Regions from separate parts of the Homo sapiens genome. Here regions 1, 2, 3 and 4 are each linked to region 5. The links are chromatin contacts, found by Hi-C or POLR2A ChIA-PET in ENCODE. All regions are on one chromosome and are shown on one strand. The core of a region is the stretch at or near the end of the contact, and the rest is flanking DNA. Distances in the headings are between cores, read along the strand shown. Region 1 overlaps CPEB3 (cytoplasmic polyadenylation element binding protein 3). Region 2 holds the start of CEP55 (centrosomal protein 55). Region 3 overlaps CPEB3 (cytoplasmic polyadenylation element binding protein 3). Region 4 overlaps CPEB3 (cytoplasmic polyadenylation element binding protein 3). Region 5 has its middle 53 kb from the start of HHEX.

Evidence for each region. A loop is a pair of places that touch in the nucleus more often than their neighbours do. ChIA-PET counts read pairs that join two places held with the same protein, here RNA polymerase II (POLR2A). Pooled maps may share reads with other maps.
Region 1: a loop to region 5 is called in a map with no recorded cell type, with 17 times the contacts of the local background. The contact joins two enhancer-like sites. A Hi-C loop is called at or near these places in 9 of 37 single-sample maps with no recorded cell type and 5 of 50 pooled maps.
Region 2: a pooled map shows a loop between it and region 5 (4-fold over the local background). The contact joins the promoter of CEP55 here to the enhancer-like site in region 5. A Hi-C loop is called at or near these places in 3 of 37 single-sample maps with no recorded cell type and 6 of 50 pooled maps. POLR2A ChIA-PET finds 5 or more read pairs at or near these places in 2 of 52 experiments (GM12878 and activated CD4-positive, alpha-beta T cell).
Region 3: a map with no recorded cell type shows a loop between it and region 5 (22-fold over the local background). The contact joins two enhancer-like sites. A Hi-C loop is called at or near these places in 9 of 37 single-sample maps with no recorded cell type and 5 of 50 pooled maps.
Region 4: a loop to region 5 is called in a map with no recorded cell type, with 12 times the contacts of the local background. The contact joins two enhancer-like sites. A Hi-C loop is called at or near these places in 27 of 37 single-sample maps with no recorded cell type and 5 of 50 pooled maps. POLR2A ChIA-PET finds 5 or more read pairs at or near these places in 1 of 52 experiments (activated T-cell).

What each region holds. Positions count from the first base shown.
Region 1 is chr10:92,210,029-92,212,728 of GRCh38, forward strand. All of the region lies in intron 2 of CPEB3 (cytoplasmic polyadenylation element binding protein 3), which reads right to left. Among named protein-coding and RNA genes, the nearest start is that of CPEB3, 80 kb to the right of the region's middle. RefSeq lists an enhancer at 1,304-1,473. Within about 2 kb of position 1,408, at least 7 of the 41 ENCODE cell types and tissues checked have a DNase peak (open chromatin) inside an H3K27ac peak, as active enhancers do.
Region 2 is chr10:93,495,170-93,497,869 of GRCh38, forward strand. It overlaps CEP55 (centrosomal protein 55), which reads left to right and starts at 1,443. Exons shown (of 9, transcript NM_018131.5): 1 at 1,443-1,754. RefSeq lists a silencer at 1,262-1,771.
Region 3 is chr10:92,100,184-92,102,883 of GRCh38, forward strand. All of the region lies in intron 7 of CPEB3 (cytoplasmic polyadenylation element binding protein 3), which reads right to left. Among named protein-coding and RNA genes, the nearest start is that of BTAF1, 180 kb to the left of the region's middle. RefSeq lists an enhancer at 1,218-1,517. Within about 2 kb of position 1,360, at least 9 of the 41 ENCODE cell types and tissues checked have a DNase peak (open chromatin) inside an H3K27ac peak, as active enhancers do.
Region 4 is chr10:92,140,731-92,143,430 of GRCh38, forward strand. CPEB3 (cytoplasmic polyadenylation element binding protein 3) reads right to left here. Exons shown (of 10, transcript NM_014912.5): 6 at 2,299-2,388. Among named protein-coding and RNA genes, the nearest start is that of CPEB3, 150 kb to the right of the region's middle. Within about 2 kb of position 1,406, at least 7 of the 41 ENCODE cell types and tissues checked have a DNase peak (open chromatin) inside an H3K27ac peak, as active enhancers do.
Region 5 is chr10:92,741,140-92,743,839 of GRCh38, forward strand. No RefSeq gene overlaps it. Among named protein-coding and RNA genes, the nearest start is that of HHEX, 53 kb to the left of the region's middle. RefSeq lists an enhancer at 1,329-1,668. Within about 2 kb of position 1,257, at least 4 of the 41 ENCODE cell types and tissues checked have a DNase peak (open chromatin) inside an H3K27ac peak, as active enhancers do.

The sequences.
Region 1 (2,700 bases), core at 158-2,657, 530 kb before region 5:
AAAAAGCAGACAGAACTCACTATTTATATAATTATATACCCAAAATAATCAGTCTTTCATTGGGATGACCTGTAGTAGCCAGAATTATAATGCTCTGCCGCTCTGCAGTTAGATAAAAATAAAAAGATTTAAATCACAGCACACTGTAAGCACTCAAATTTCAATAGAATTGAATAAGTTATTTAATCTCCCTGTGTATGAGTTTCCTCATTTGAGAAATGTGGATAACAATAATGCCTACCTCACCTGGATGCTATAAAGATACAAATGAAGGTGGTCATCAACTATGGTATGGAAGCAGAAGGGACCTCAATTCTGTCTTCATGAAGGAGTAATAATGAACCAAAGTAAAATCAGGCATGATTTACAGGCAGCAAACTATGAAACTGTGAAAAAGGAAAGTGGCAAATATATTCCATTCAACTAAGTGGAACTGAATGTGTATAAAAAATTAATAGCAATTATTTTGAAATAATGCAGGATAGGAAAGTTGCTGGAAACCAAAAGAAAGGAAGAAAAATATAAACATACACGCACACATACACACTTTAAGGGGTAATACATAAACTATTGAACAATCTGTAGTCTCTTGGAAAAACTGAGGGTATAATTCAATTCCAATGGATATATGATGACTTTAACAACTACTCTTCATTTGAATAATGTTATAATTGTGTTGATAACATCTATACTAAATAAAAACAATTTCATTTAAAGCTATAAATATGGCCAGGCGTGGTGGCTCATGCCTGTAATCCCAGCACTTTGGGAGGCCAAGGCGGGCGGATTACTTGAGGTCAGGAGTTCGAGACCAGCCTGGCCAAGATGATGAAACCCAGTCTGTATAAAAATACAAAAATTAGCCAGGCGTGGTGGCACATGCCTGTAATCCCACTACTCAGGAGGCTGAGGCAGGAGAATCGCTTGAGCCTGGTACATATATAAATACAGGCAGAGGTTGCAGTGAGCTGAGATCACATCACTGCACTCCAGCCTGGGCAACAGAGTGAGACTCCATCTCAAAAAATAAATCAATAAATAAAAGCTATAAACATGAAAGCTCAAAGAAAATACCATGAAATATCTTATAAGTGAGAATATATGTAAAATGCTTTTGTCAGCTATAAAGAAAGCACCACATAAAATAAAAACTGGTGGAACAATATAAGCATTCAGCCACTTTTAGACAATTTTTGTTTAGAAAATTTGATGAAACAATACCTACTGGAAGTGAAGGCTTAGTCTGGTAGATAATTTATCAAGTATCCAAGAAAACTCTTACATTGTCTTTGTAAATTATAGATTATATCTCTGTATATGTGTATTAATAATGGCATGCTAATGGAAGATCACAGATTTATGCATGAAAGTGAGAAATGAAACAGAAACCACATAGAAACAGAAACTATGACTCAGAACAGATAAACTGTGCCAAATCATGACACGGAACACAAACTATCTAAGCTCAAATTGTTTTAAACAACAGCTCATTCAAACATATATCATAATTTTTTTTTTTTTTTTTTGAGACAGAGTCTCGCTCTGTTGCCCAGGCTGGCGTGCAGTGGCGCGATCTTGGCTCACTGCAACCTCTGCCTCTCAGGTTCAAGCAATTCTCCTGCCTCAGCCTCCCAAGTAGCTGGGATTACAGGAGCCCGCCACCACACCAGGTTAATTTTTTTGTGTGTATTTTTAGTAGAGACCGGGTTTCACTATGTTGGCTAGGCTGGTTTTGAACTCCTGACCTCAAGTGATCCGCCCACCTCAGCCTCCCAAAGTGCTAGAATTATGGGCATGAGCCACTGCGCCCAGCTCAAACATATATGTTCTAAGATCATATATCTTTTTCTTTTTTTGAGACGGAGTTTCACTTTGTTGCCCAGGCTGGAGTGCAGTGGTGCCATCTCGACTCACTGCAACCTCCACCTCCAGGGTTCAAGCAATTCTCCTGCCTCAGCCTTCCAAGAAGCTGGGATTACAGGCACCCGCCACCACTCCTGGTTAATTTTTTATTTTTATTTTTTGTACTTTTAGTAGAGACGGGGTTTCACTATGTTGGCCAGGCTGGTTTTGAACTCCTGACCTCAAGTGATGTGCTCACCTTGGCCTCCCAAAGTGCCAGGATTATAGGCAGGAGCCACCGTGCCCAGCTCCAACATATATGTTTTAAGACAATAAATTCTTTTTTTTTTTTTTTTTTGAGATGGAGTTTCACTCTTGTTGCCCAGGCAACAAGACAGTGGTACAACAAGACAGTGTACAACAAGACAGTTGTACAGTGGTGCAACTTCAGCTCACTGCAACCTCCACTTCCCAGGTTCAACCAATTCTCCTGCCTCAGCCTCCCAAGTAGCTGGGATTACAGGCACTCACCACTGCCCAGCTAATTTTTGTGTTTTTAATAGAGATGGGGTTTCACCATGTTGGCCAGGCTGGTCTCAAACTCCTGACCTCAGGTGATCCACTCACCTCGGTCTCCCAAAGTGCTGGGATTACAGGTGTGAGCCACTTTGCCCAGCCTAAAACAATATATCCTCATTGTCCAATATAGTAGCCACTAACCACATGTGGCTATTGAGCACTTGAAATGTCGCTAGAATAAACTGAGATGTGCTGTATTTGTAAAGTACCCACCGGATTTCAAAGACTTAGTACAAAAAAAAGTAAAACATCTCATTAATAATTTTTGTATTGATCATG
Region 2 (2,700 bases), core at 193-2,692, 750 kb after region 5:
GAACATTTACTAAATGTTAAGCACTTTACATGAATTTCTTTCATGTAAAAAAATTTTAAAGTTTTAAAATTAGAGACAGGGATTGGGTGGGGTGAGAGTGGATCTCTCTGTGTTGCCCAGGCTGGTCTCCAACTCCTGACCTCAAGCAATCCTCGCTCCCCGTCCTCACGTAGTGGTGGGATTACAGGAATTAGCCATTCCACCTGGCCGGATTTCCTCATTTAATCCTTATAACCGAGCTGTGAAGTAAATATTATTATTTGCATCATTTTACACATCGGGAAACCGAGGCTCAAATAGGTTAAATAAATTTATCCAAGGAGACACATCTAGTCAGGGCAGTAAGGAATTAAATCTAGAAAGTCCTAATCTAGAGTTTATAACCTTTGTACAATATTGTGTACCTAGGATGTTTTGCTACTGTGTATCTACTGTTTTAAATCTCCAGCGAGTTTATGCTGGGTCTAGGAGAGAAAGGGAGGCCCTGCTAAACATTTCATGTGCTTCTTCTCTCAGCAGTAACGTTCTCAAAGCGGCTAATCAAGAGCTAGAATCGATCAATAGATAGATATCAGGCTGGAGGGTAGCAGTCTGGTCTGAAAGCCGGTCCGCTAGCATTCATAATCTCAGCGTTCAACCTGGGCGTGCCTCTCATCTCTCCCGTTAACACTCCCTGCTGTGCTGCTGATTTTTGGCAGTAATCCCAGCACTTTAGGAGGCCGAGGTGGAAGGATCACTTGAAGGCAGGAGTTCGTGATCAGAGTGGGAAACAAAGTGAGACCACCCCCCCCCCCCCCCACTCCGCTGTCTGTATAAAATTTTTTAATAAAAAATTAGCCGGGCGTGGTGGCGTGCGCCTGTAGTCTCAGCTACTCGGCAGGCTGAGGCAAGACGATCGCTTGAACCCGGGAGACTGAGGTTGCAGTGAGCTATGATTGCACCACTCCACTCCAGCCTGGGCGACAGAGTGAGACCCGAGGGGATGACAAGGGGGCTGTGCTCCTTTGTGAAATCCCGTTGTCCCAGGGCAGGAGGGGCCGCACTTCACACAGGGAGAATCTATGCTCAAGAGCGCAGAACTAGTTCGTCTCGGTCCATCGTCACTGGTTTTATCCCATTAAAAATAGTAATTTGCTTTCTCCTAAAAGCGTATAAACACAAAACCAGCCCCTGACTGCGAGACACCAAGCTTGTTTAGGTCTAAGCCCGCAGAGAACCCCCGATCCCAGAATTAGCTGGCGGGCCCGGGAGGAAGTGTTCCCGCCCTCTGTCCCGCCCCGCGGCCCCAGCCACTTCTCGGCCCGCCCTCAGGTTTACTCTCCGCCCTTCAAAGGCGGCAGCCAATCGGGGAGCCGCGTCCCCGCCGCGCGCGCGCTGCTCCTCCTTCTTGCGGGCCGCGCCCTGCCGGCAGTGACGTGCCCCGCCCTGCAGCCGCGGGATTCAAACTCCCGGAAGCGGCATCCACACCTGATGGTGTGACTCGGCCGACGCGAGCGCCGCGCTTCGCTTCAGCTGCTAGCTGGCCCAAGGGAGGCGACCGCGGAGGGTGGCGAGGGGCGGCCAGGACCCGCAGCCCCGGGGCCGGGCCGGTCCGGACCGCCAGGGAGGGCAGGTCAGTGGGCAGATCGCGTCCGCGGGATTCAATCTCTGCCCGCTCTGATAACAGTCCTTTTCCCTGGCGCTCACTTCGTGCCTGGCACCCGGCTGGGCGCCTCAAGACCGTTGTCTCTTCGATCGCTTCTTTGGACTTGGCGGTGGGTATCATCTCCTTACAGATAGGCGCAGAGAGGCCAAGTGACTTGCCCAAGGTCTTTTGTTAGGACGGCTTTTTCCGATTGGCAGGCACTTTCGTTGTGTGTTCCTCAAACATCTTTATTTTAGAAGTGAGAAAACTTGTGCCTTTTTTTGCAGTTTCTCTTTTCCTGTCTGTCTCCTCAAGTGAGATTTTATGTGGGAATTTTTAAAGATTGGCGTCGCCTTGTAGAAGATGCGGCTTGTAATTGAGGCCTTGTACCATTTACTGGATGGAAGCGCTTGTTTGGTCACCTGTCCAGCATGACTTAGGTCACTTCAGCTAATCAACCAATCATTTCTTTTCTTTTTTCTTTTTTTTTGAGATGGAGTCTCGCTCTGTCACCAAGGCTGGAGTGCAATGGCACGATCTTGGCTCACTGCAACCTCTGCCTCCTGGGTTCAAGCGATTCTCCTTCCTCAGCCTCCTGAATAGCTGGGACTACAGGCGTGCGCCACCACGCCCGGTTAATTTTTGTATTTTTAGTAGAGACAGGGTTTCGCCATGTTGGGCAGGCTGGTCTCGAACTCCTGACCTCAGATGATCCACCTGCCTCGGCCTTCCAGAGTGCTGGGATTACAGGCGTGAGCCACCGCGCCCGGCCCCAATCAACCAATCATATCTGAGGGCTTGCTGTTAGGCTCTGTGGGTAACAACAACAACAACAAAAATCAAAGTGCAGTCCTTGAAAAAATAGTTGAACAATTGAAAAAATAAAAGGTTAGCAGGAAGTGTAATTGGGTACTAGATTGTGTAGGGGTGGGGGTGGGGCAGCTATATCGTTTGTTAAGAGTTCACAGAGGGAAGGCATGCTGAGGAAGGTTTGAACTGGGGGAACCCTGTGGATGACTGGAATAGGAAATACAGGGAAAGGTGGCCGGGCGCGGTGGTTCACGCCTGTAATCCCA
Region 3 (2,700 bases), core at 110-2,609, 640 kb before region 5:
ACAATTTTTTGTTTTTGTTTTCCCCCCTTGCCACAGGGAGAAAACATATTTGTTTCCCCCCAGCAGCAAGGAGAAAACATAGGTTTTTTTTTGTTTGTTTGTTTTTTGAGACAGAGTTTCACTCTTGTTGCCCAGGCTGGAGTGCAATGGCACGATCTCTGCTCACTGCAACCTCTGCCTCCCAGGTTCAAGTGATTCTCGTGCCTCAGTCTCTCAAGTAGCTGAGATTACCGGCATGCGCCACCACGCCCCACTAATTTTTTTGTATTTTTAGTAGAGACTGGGTTTCTCCATGTTGGTCAGGCTGGTCTCGAACTCCTGACCTCAGGTGATCCGCCCACCTCAGCCTCACAAAGTGCTGGGATTACAGGCATGAGCCACCACGCCCAGCCAATAAGAATGGTTTTTGTTTTTTTGTTTTGTTTTGAGACAGAGTCTCGCTCTGTAGCCCAGGCTAGAGTGCAGTGGCACGATCTCGGCTCACTGCAAGCTTCGCCTCCCGGGTTCACACCATTCTCCTGCCTCAGCCTCCCAAGTAGCTGGGACTACAGGTGCCCGCCACCACGCCCAGCTAATTTTTTGTATTTTTAGTAGAGAAGGGGTTTCTCCCTGTTAGCCAGGATGGTCTCGATCTCCTAACCTCGTGATCCACCCGCCTCGGCTTCCCAAAGTGCTGGGATTACAGGCGTGAGCCACCGTGCCCGGCCAAGAACAGTTTTTAACACAAACCTCAAGACTTCAAATTTCTCAACATAACCACATATCCCTACAGCTAGAGTTCTCTCAGTTACAATTTAGTATTTAGATATTCATCTACCTATACATATCGTCAAGCTCATTTTTAACATCTCACTCTGTATGGTCCCTTCTTTAGGTTACAACACCCATCACATGAACATCCTACTGCATAGGATTTCATTTTCATCTGTTCATCTCAAGGCAGTTCCAAATGGCAAACCATTCGGTGTCAACAGTGCAATCAGGTGGCCAGCTCGGGAAACCATCTGACCAAAGACCCCCTCAAAGCCGTATGTTCTTTTTCCCAAAAAGGACCTGGTTCAGAGCTCAGCTACTTCCCCCATACTCTGATTTCTTTTTTCCTTTTCCTCTTTTCAGTACCGTTCAAACTCAAGCTCTTTAGGAAAAAAGTCTCCATTTTTCTCTCCCCAATCCTACAATCCTTTTAGTCTACATAAATTGGAAAAACAATACTGCAGAACCATCAGGACTGCTCTCCCCAACAAGAAGCAGCACCCCAGCTCATCCTAATAGCCAGGATGAGTCAGCTAAACCTAGGTCTGCTGACATACAGCTGCAACAGCTCAGTTGTAGTGGTGATGAACTCAGACCCACCCCAGCTGTCAGCAATTCTATTTTAAGCATCACAGACTTCACAAAATGACTGGATTGCCCCAGCAATATCAGAAATAAACTAGTTTGTGGCCGGGTGTGATGGCTCACACCTGTAATCCCAGCACTTTGGGAGGCCAAGGCAGGCAGATCACTTGAGGTCAGGAGTTCGAGACCAGCCTGGCCAACTTGGTGAAACCCCCATCTCTACTAAAAATACAAAAATTAGCTGGGCGTGGTGGTATGTGCCTGAAATCCCAGCTACTTAGGATGCTGAGGCAGGAGAATCGCTTGAACCTGGAAGGCAGAGGTTGCAGTGAGCCGAGATTATGCCACTGCATTCCAGCCTGGGTGACAGAGAGAGACTCTGTCTCAATAAATAAACAAACAAACTAGTTTGTGGTTTGTGAGGCATCTTTATCTCTTCCATGGCATAAGGAGTTGGTTTATTATTAATCACCAAAACTAAGAGCCACAACAATAATTGTGGTTTAGACTCTTTACAGCACACTGATATTGGCATCTCATTTCAACGTAATTTTGACCACATAGCTCCCTAACAAATAGGTCAGCCAGTTTCAGGAGTTTAGATGCTATCTATTATTCTCAAGTGCTGAAGAGGAAGAGATGCCTTCCCTGCATCTTCTGGGGGTAGTGGAGAGAAAGGAGTCTTTAGCCTTAGTAAGACTATATCCTGGGTAGCTCTGGGGGCTTCAGTCAGACCTCCGTCAGGCCTCAAGGCAAAAAGCTGTAACTCTCACATTCAGACTATTCCTCCCATTCCCTAGATACAAGTAGTCTCCAAGTAGAAATAGAAAATCTTCATCAAAATAGCCAGGATTCTTCCTAGACAGGGAGCCAAAAGTAACCCTAGGAAATTCTTTCACATCCTCCTTGGATGCTCCAAGTCCACCCTCAGGTTTAGGAAACAGTCCAGGTACAAAAAGGAAACTCCTGCCCCCATCACCAGGCTGCAGAGCCTATTATCTGATGCAAGGAAGCTACAGGCTTTACAACTCCTTTGGGAACTTCAGTTACTGATGAACAATTCGAACAATTCGGTATACTGTTTCATAAGGGCACTCAGTGCAGAAATACAGCATGCATAAACTGCCCCATGAAAATGGTTATGTATATCTTTGCACTATATTTGATTTAATAAAGCCATTATCAATTAAATATTATGCTCAGAAGACTCAAGTCAACACCTCTCTAAAGGCTTTTCTGACTGCCTCAGAAACATCTGCGTACTCTGCCCTTTGAGCGCTCTCCCCGTCACAACTACTCCCTCTAATACTTCTATCCAGCTATTTTAACTTTCAGGTTTTCAGAGCATCTGTGGCTCCTTAG
Region 4 (2,700 bases), core at 156-2,655, 600 kb before region 5:
TCTGACAAAGGGCTAATATCCAGAATCTACAATGAACTCAAACAAATTTACAAGAAAAAAACAAACAACCCCATCAAAAAGTGGGCGAAGGACATGAACAGACACTTCTCAAAAGAAGACATTTATGCAGCCAAAAAACACATGAAAAAATGCTCACCATCACTGGCCATCAGAGAAATGCAAATCAAAACCACAATGAGATACCATCTCACACCAGTTAGAATGGCAATCATTAAAAAGTCAGGAAACAACAGGTGCTGGAGAGGATGTGGAGAAATAGGAACACTTTTACACTGTTGGTGGGACTGTAAACTAGTTCAACCATTGTGGAAGTCAGTGTGGCGATTCCTCAGGGATCTAGAACTAGAAATACCATTTGACCCAGCCATCCCATTACTGGGTATATACCCAAAGGACTATAAATCATGCTGCTATAAAGACACATGCACACGTATGTTTATTGCGGCACTATTCACAATAGCAAAGACTTGGAACCAACCCAAATGTCCGACAATGATAGACTGGATTAAGAAAATGTGGCACATATACACCATGGAATACTATGCAGCCATAAAAAAGGATGAGTTCATGTCCTTTGTAGGGACATGGATGAAATTGGAAATCATCATTCTCAGCAAACTATCACAAGGACAAAAAACCAAACACTGCATGTTCTCACTCATAGGTGGGAATTGAACAATGAGAACACATGGACACAGGAAGGGGAACATCACACTCTGGGGACTGTTGTGGGGTGGGGGGATGGGGGAGGGATAGCATTAGGAGATATACCTATTGCTAAATGATGAGTTAATGGGTGCAGCACACCAGCATGGCACATGTATACATATGTAACTAACCTGCACATTGTGCACATGTACCCTAAAACTTAAAGTATAATAATAATAAAAAATAATAATAATAGTTATTGAAATAAAAATAATAACTGGAATTATTCATATGGTTATAATAAATAATTGATAAGAAAACATACCAAAAAAAAAAAGGCCGGGCATGGTGGCTCACGCCTGTAATCCCAGCACTTTGGGAGGCCAAGGCAGGCGGATCACGAGGTCAGGAGAGCGAGACCATCCTGGCTAACACGGTGAAACCCTGTCTCTACTAAAAATACAAAAAATGAGCCGGGCGTGGCGGCAGGAGCCTGTAGTCCCAGCTACTCGGGAGGCTGAGGCAGGAGAATGGCGTGAATCCAGGAGGCGGAGCTTGCAGTGAGCCGAGATCACGCCACTGCACTCCAGCCTGGGCGACAGAGTGAGACTCCGTCTCAAAAAAAAAAACAAATAAAAACAAAAAAAAAAAAAACAAAGAACAAGCAACAGCCCTCTATATTAACTTATTTTTGTGGGTTATGAAGAGAGTGAGAATTGGAGAAGTACAACTGACAATGAAACCTAACAAACCGGACATAAAAGGAAGCCACTTGCCTTCCTCAGGTTAAGCTATAATTTGATTCATTTATGAGGCACAGGAAGGACAAGTATTTTCACTTCATCTTTTTGTGCTGAGTAATATTACACAATAATACGTATCAAAAAGCCATTTTTCTGAAATGAAATGTATCCTTGAAGCATATCTACAGAATGTAACACAAACAAAACCTTTAACCCAAAACATTCTTCTATATAAATCTAGGAACACACCCAAATGAATATCACCAGTAAAGTTCCCTAGATTCTGCAGAAATGACAAACTATGAACAAAGCAATATATTTTCATGCACTCATAAATTATCAAATGAGCCTCCCCAAAAATCAGGGAAGCAAGGTCATATGGAGTGTCTTTTGCTAGTTTGCCCTCTGCTCCCAAACAGGCTAAGTCACTTAATATACAGATGTGGATAAAGATAATTTTGTACAATGCCATTCTTTAGCCACTAGGTTTCCCAGGTTTGGGGTTTACAAGATCTATAAAACCACAGGGCTATGGAATACAAATAAAATCTGACCCTAAATAATCTTTTCCTTTACCATTGCTGACATTCCTCAAAACCCTAGATCTTTCCTTTCAAAATAATGAAAATTAGCAGGAGGCTCATCCACAACAGACTTCCAGGGTCTCACTGTCAATAAAATCGGTGCCATGAAACAATCAGTGTGCTTCAGGGGAAGAGTCTCTAAGTGGAAACATAATACACAAAAGGATGATCAACATTAAAATGTTTTCCTAATTGGGGGAAAAAATTCAACAGCTATTTCAAGAGTTAAAAGGCTGCCTTTTATTGAACTGTCATGCTATCTCTCCAACAGGCAAGCAGTGGAAACATTTTAAGAGCATTACCTTTAGGAGGAAAATAAGACTTGCTTTCAGCTTTGTGAGGCCAGTCTACTACGAGAGGTCCAAACCTGCGAAAGCTGGCAGTGATCTCATCTACAAAACAAAGAAAGAATCTTAGCAAAAGAGAAAAAAATATTGCAATCAGAAAACCAGAAGAGCACAAAACATGTCTTTTTAGTTTAAAAAAATGTTTTGAGGGTTGTTTTCTATAGCATCTTTACGGAAGTGAAACCTACTAAGTGAAATACCATTGCTTGGGTGTACATTTGGTTATTCACTTTTAATCATGCAAAGTGTGTTTCTAACTATAATTCATTTCCTTTCACTGCCAATAAACTTGACATAAAGAATTTGGAAGAAAAGTATCTCATATTAAACTAAGGTGACTTCTATGTCAAATAGAAA
Region 5 (2,700 bases), core at 7-2,506:
TCCGTAGAAGCTTCCTCTGTGGGGCTTTCAGGAAAGCCCTATTGTTTTCCTGAGAAAAAGGGACAAGTCCAATCAGTACACATGTTTTGCCCTTGACCCCTCCCCTTCTTTCTGTGTAGAGTATGAACACCATGCTGGAGGGGCAGCAGCCCAGCTTTCCATTGTGAGGAAGAAAGTCAGGCATTAAGAGTAGCGGAGAAAAGTTACAAGGAGGCTGGGACCTTGTTTTCTGTAAGCAGCTGCCTCAGCCCTACCTCAAGACTTCTATAATGTGAGAAAAAGAGAAAAAACCCTATTTGGTGAAGCACTATGTTCAGTGACTTGCAGCTAAGTAAAATTTTAACTGATGCAGGCCGGGCGCAGTGGCTCACACCTGTAATCCCAGCATTTTGGGAGGCTGAGGCAGGTGGATGACTTGAGGTCAGGAGTTCAAGATCAGCCTGGCCAACATGGTGAAACCCTGTCTCTACTAAAAATACAAAAAATTAGCTGGCATTGTGGCAGGCACCTGTAATCCCAGCTACTTGGGAGGCTGAGGCAGGAGAATCGCTTGAACCCAGGAGGCAGAGGTTGCAGTGAGCCGAGATTGCACCACTGCACTCCAGCCTGGGTGACAGAGTGAAACTCCATCTCAAAAGAAAGAAAGAAAGAAAGAGAGAGAAAGAAAGAAAGAAGGAAAGAAAGAAAGAATCAATCCCTATCTCTACTAAAAATATGAAATTAGCTGGGTATGGTGGCACGTGCCTGTAATCCCAGCTACTCAGGGGGCTGAGACAGGAGAATCGCTTGAACCCGGGAGGTGAAGGCTACAGTGAGTCAACATTGCACCACTGCACTCCAGCCTGGGTGAGACAGAGTGAGACTCTGTCTCAAATTTTTTTTTTTTTTTTTTACTGATGCAACTAGAAAATAGAGGAAAATGTGAAAATTATAAGCCTCCGGAAAAACTTGACATATCTTGACAATATTGGCAGCCAAATGTAGCTGGTCATTAATATAATTTTCTATATCTATGTGCTGAAACAAAATAGCCACATCTACCTTCAAATAATTACACAAATCTATAATTATGGAACAATCTAAATACAATAAAAGAAAATACAGAGAACAATGAGGATATGTAATTGAGTGACCAGATCTGGTCAGGGAGGCTTCTCTGAGGAGCTGAGATCTGTTCTGAGACTAGAAGGATGAACAGGAGTTTATTAGGCAAAGGTGGTGGCCAGAGTGAGAAGCAGCAGCATGCATGAAGGCCCCAGGGCTGTAGAGAGCACAGTGCTTTTGAGGAACTGAAAGTAGTGCCCTGTGACTGAAATATTGAGAGTAAAAAAGAAAGTAGCACAAAATTAGGCTGGAGACATAAACAGGGGCCAGATGATGCTGGGCCCTGTGGTCAGTTTATATTAAGGATTTGGGTCTTTATCCTAGATCAATGGGAAGTCACAGAAGATTCTAAACCTGTAGCGTGACTTGGCCAGATTTGAGTTTAACAAAACAAGTGACATTCAAATCATATGAACTAGGACTGGAGATGTGAGGCTGCAGGTGACGTGGGGAGCCTATTTTGATACCAGCAGAGGATGTGGGCAAGGTGAGAGATGAGGACAGCTTGGATTAAGGGGTGTAGTGGAGGTGGAGAAAAGTTATGGGATTTGAATACCATTTAAAATGTAAAACTTACAGGGCCTGGTGATGGAGTAGACATAGATGTTGCTGGGTGGAGGAGTTCCAAGAGGACTCCTCGATTCTGGCTTGCAAAACTGGATGTCCAGTAGGGGATGGGGGTGGCATTTACCAAGAAAGGAAACCTGGAGGAGGCCTGAGTTGGGTGGGGGGCATCACGGTGAGTTCCCACTGAACACACCGAGCACGAGGAGCCTGGAGACACCCACGGGGCTATGGGAGTAGGTGGTGTGAGTAGGATCTGGTGCTTAGCCGAGAGGTCTGGGCTGGAAGCATCAGCATTTAGATGGAGTGGATGAAGTCATAAATCATGAGATCATTTAAGGAGAGAAGAGAGTGAACAGAGAAGCGGGCTTAGGACCAAGCTGATACCAAGATGAATAACCTTGTTTTCACCCTCAAGAAGCTTATGGCTGTGTAGAGGTGATGAGCTATGCACATATGTAATTACAGTATAGTCAGAAAAGGACTTACACTCTACCAATACCATAAACGATGCATTCGGAGGAGGAAAACATTATACCAGCTGAAGGGATTAGCAACAACTTCATGGAGACACATTTAAGACCATCTTTTTTTTTGGTGGGGGTGGGGCAGGGTCTCACTCTATCGCCCAGGCTGCAGTACAGTGGCATGATCATGGCTCACTGCAATCTTGAGCTCCTAGGCTCAAGAAATCTTCCTGCCTCAGCCTCCCAGGTAGCTAGGACTACAGGTGCGTGCCACCAAACCGGGAAAATTGTAGAGATAGGGTCTTGAACTCCTGACTCAGGTGATCCTCTTGCCTTGGCCTCCCAAAGTGCTGGGGTTACAGGCATGAGCAACTGCACCCAGCCTTAAGACGATCTTTGCTGTATAGCTAGAATAAAGTGAGGTGGATGAGGGTAGCGATGGGCTTCCAAGTGGAAAGAGTGACTTGATGAAGGGTATGAGGCTGAAAAACCAAGACCCATGGCAAACTTCAGGGAGTTTAGCTTATCTGGAGATAGGGTATACGTGGGGAATCATTTAAAAGGT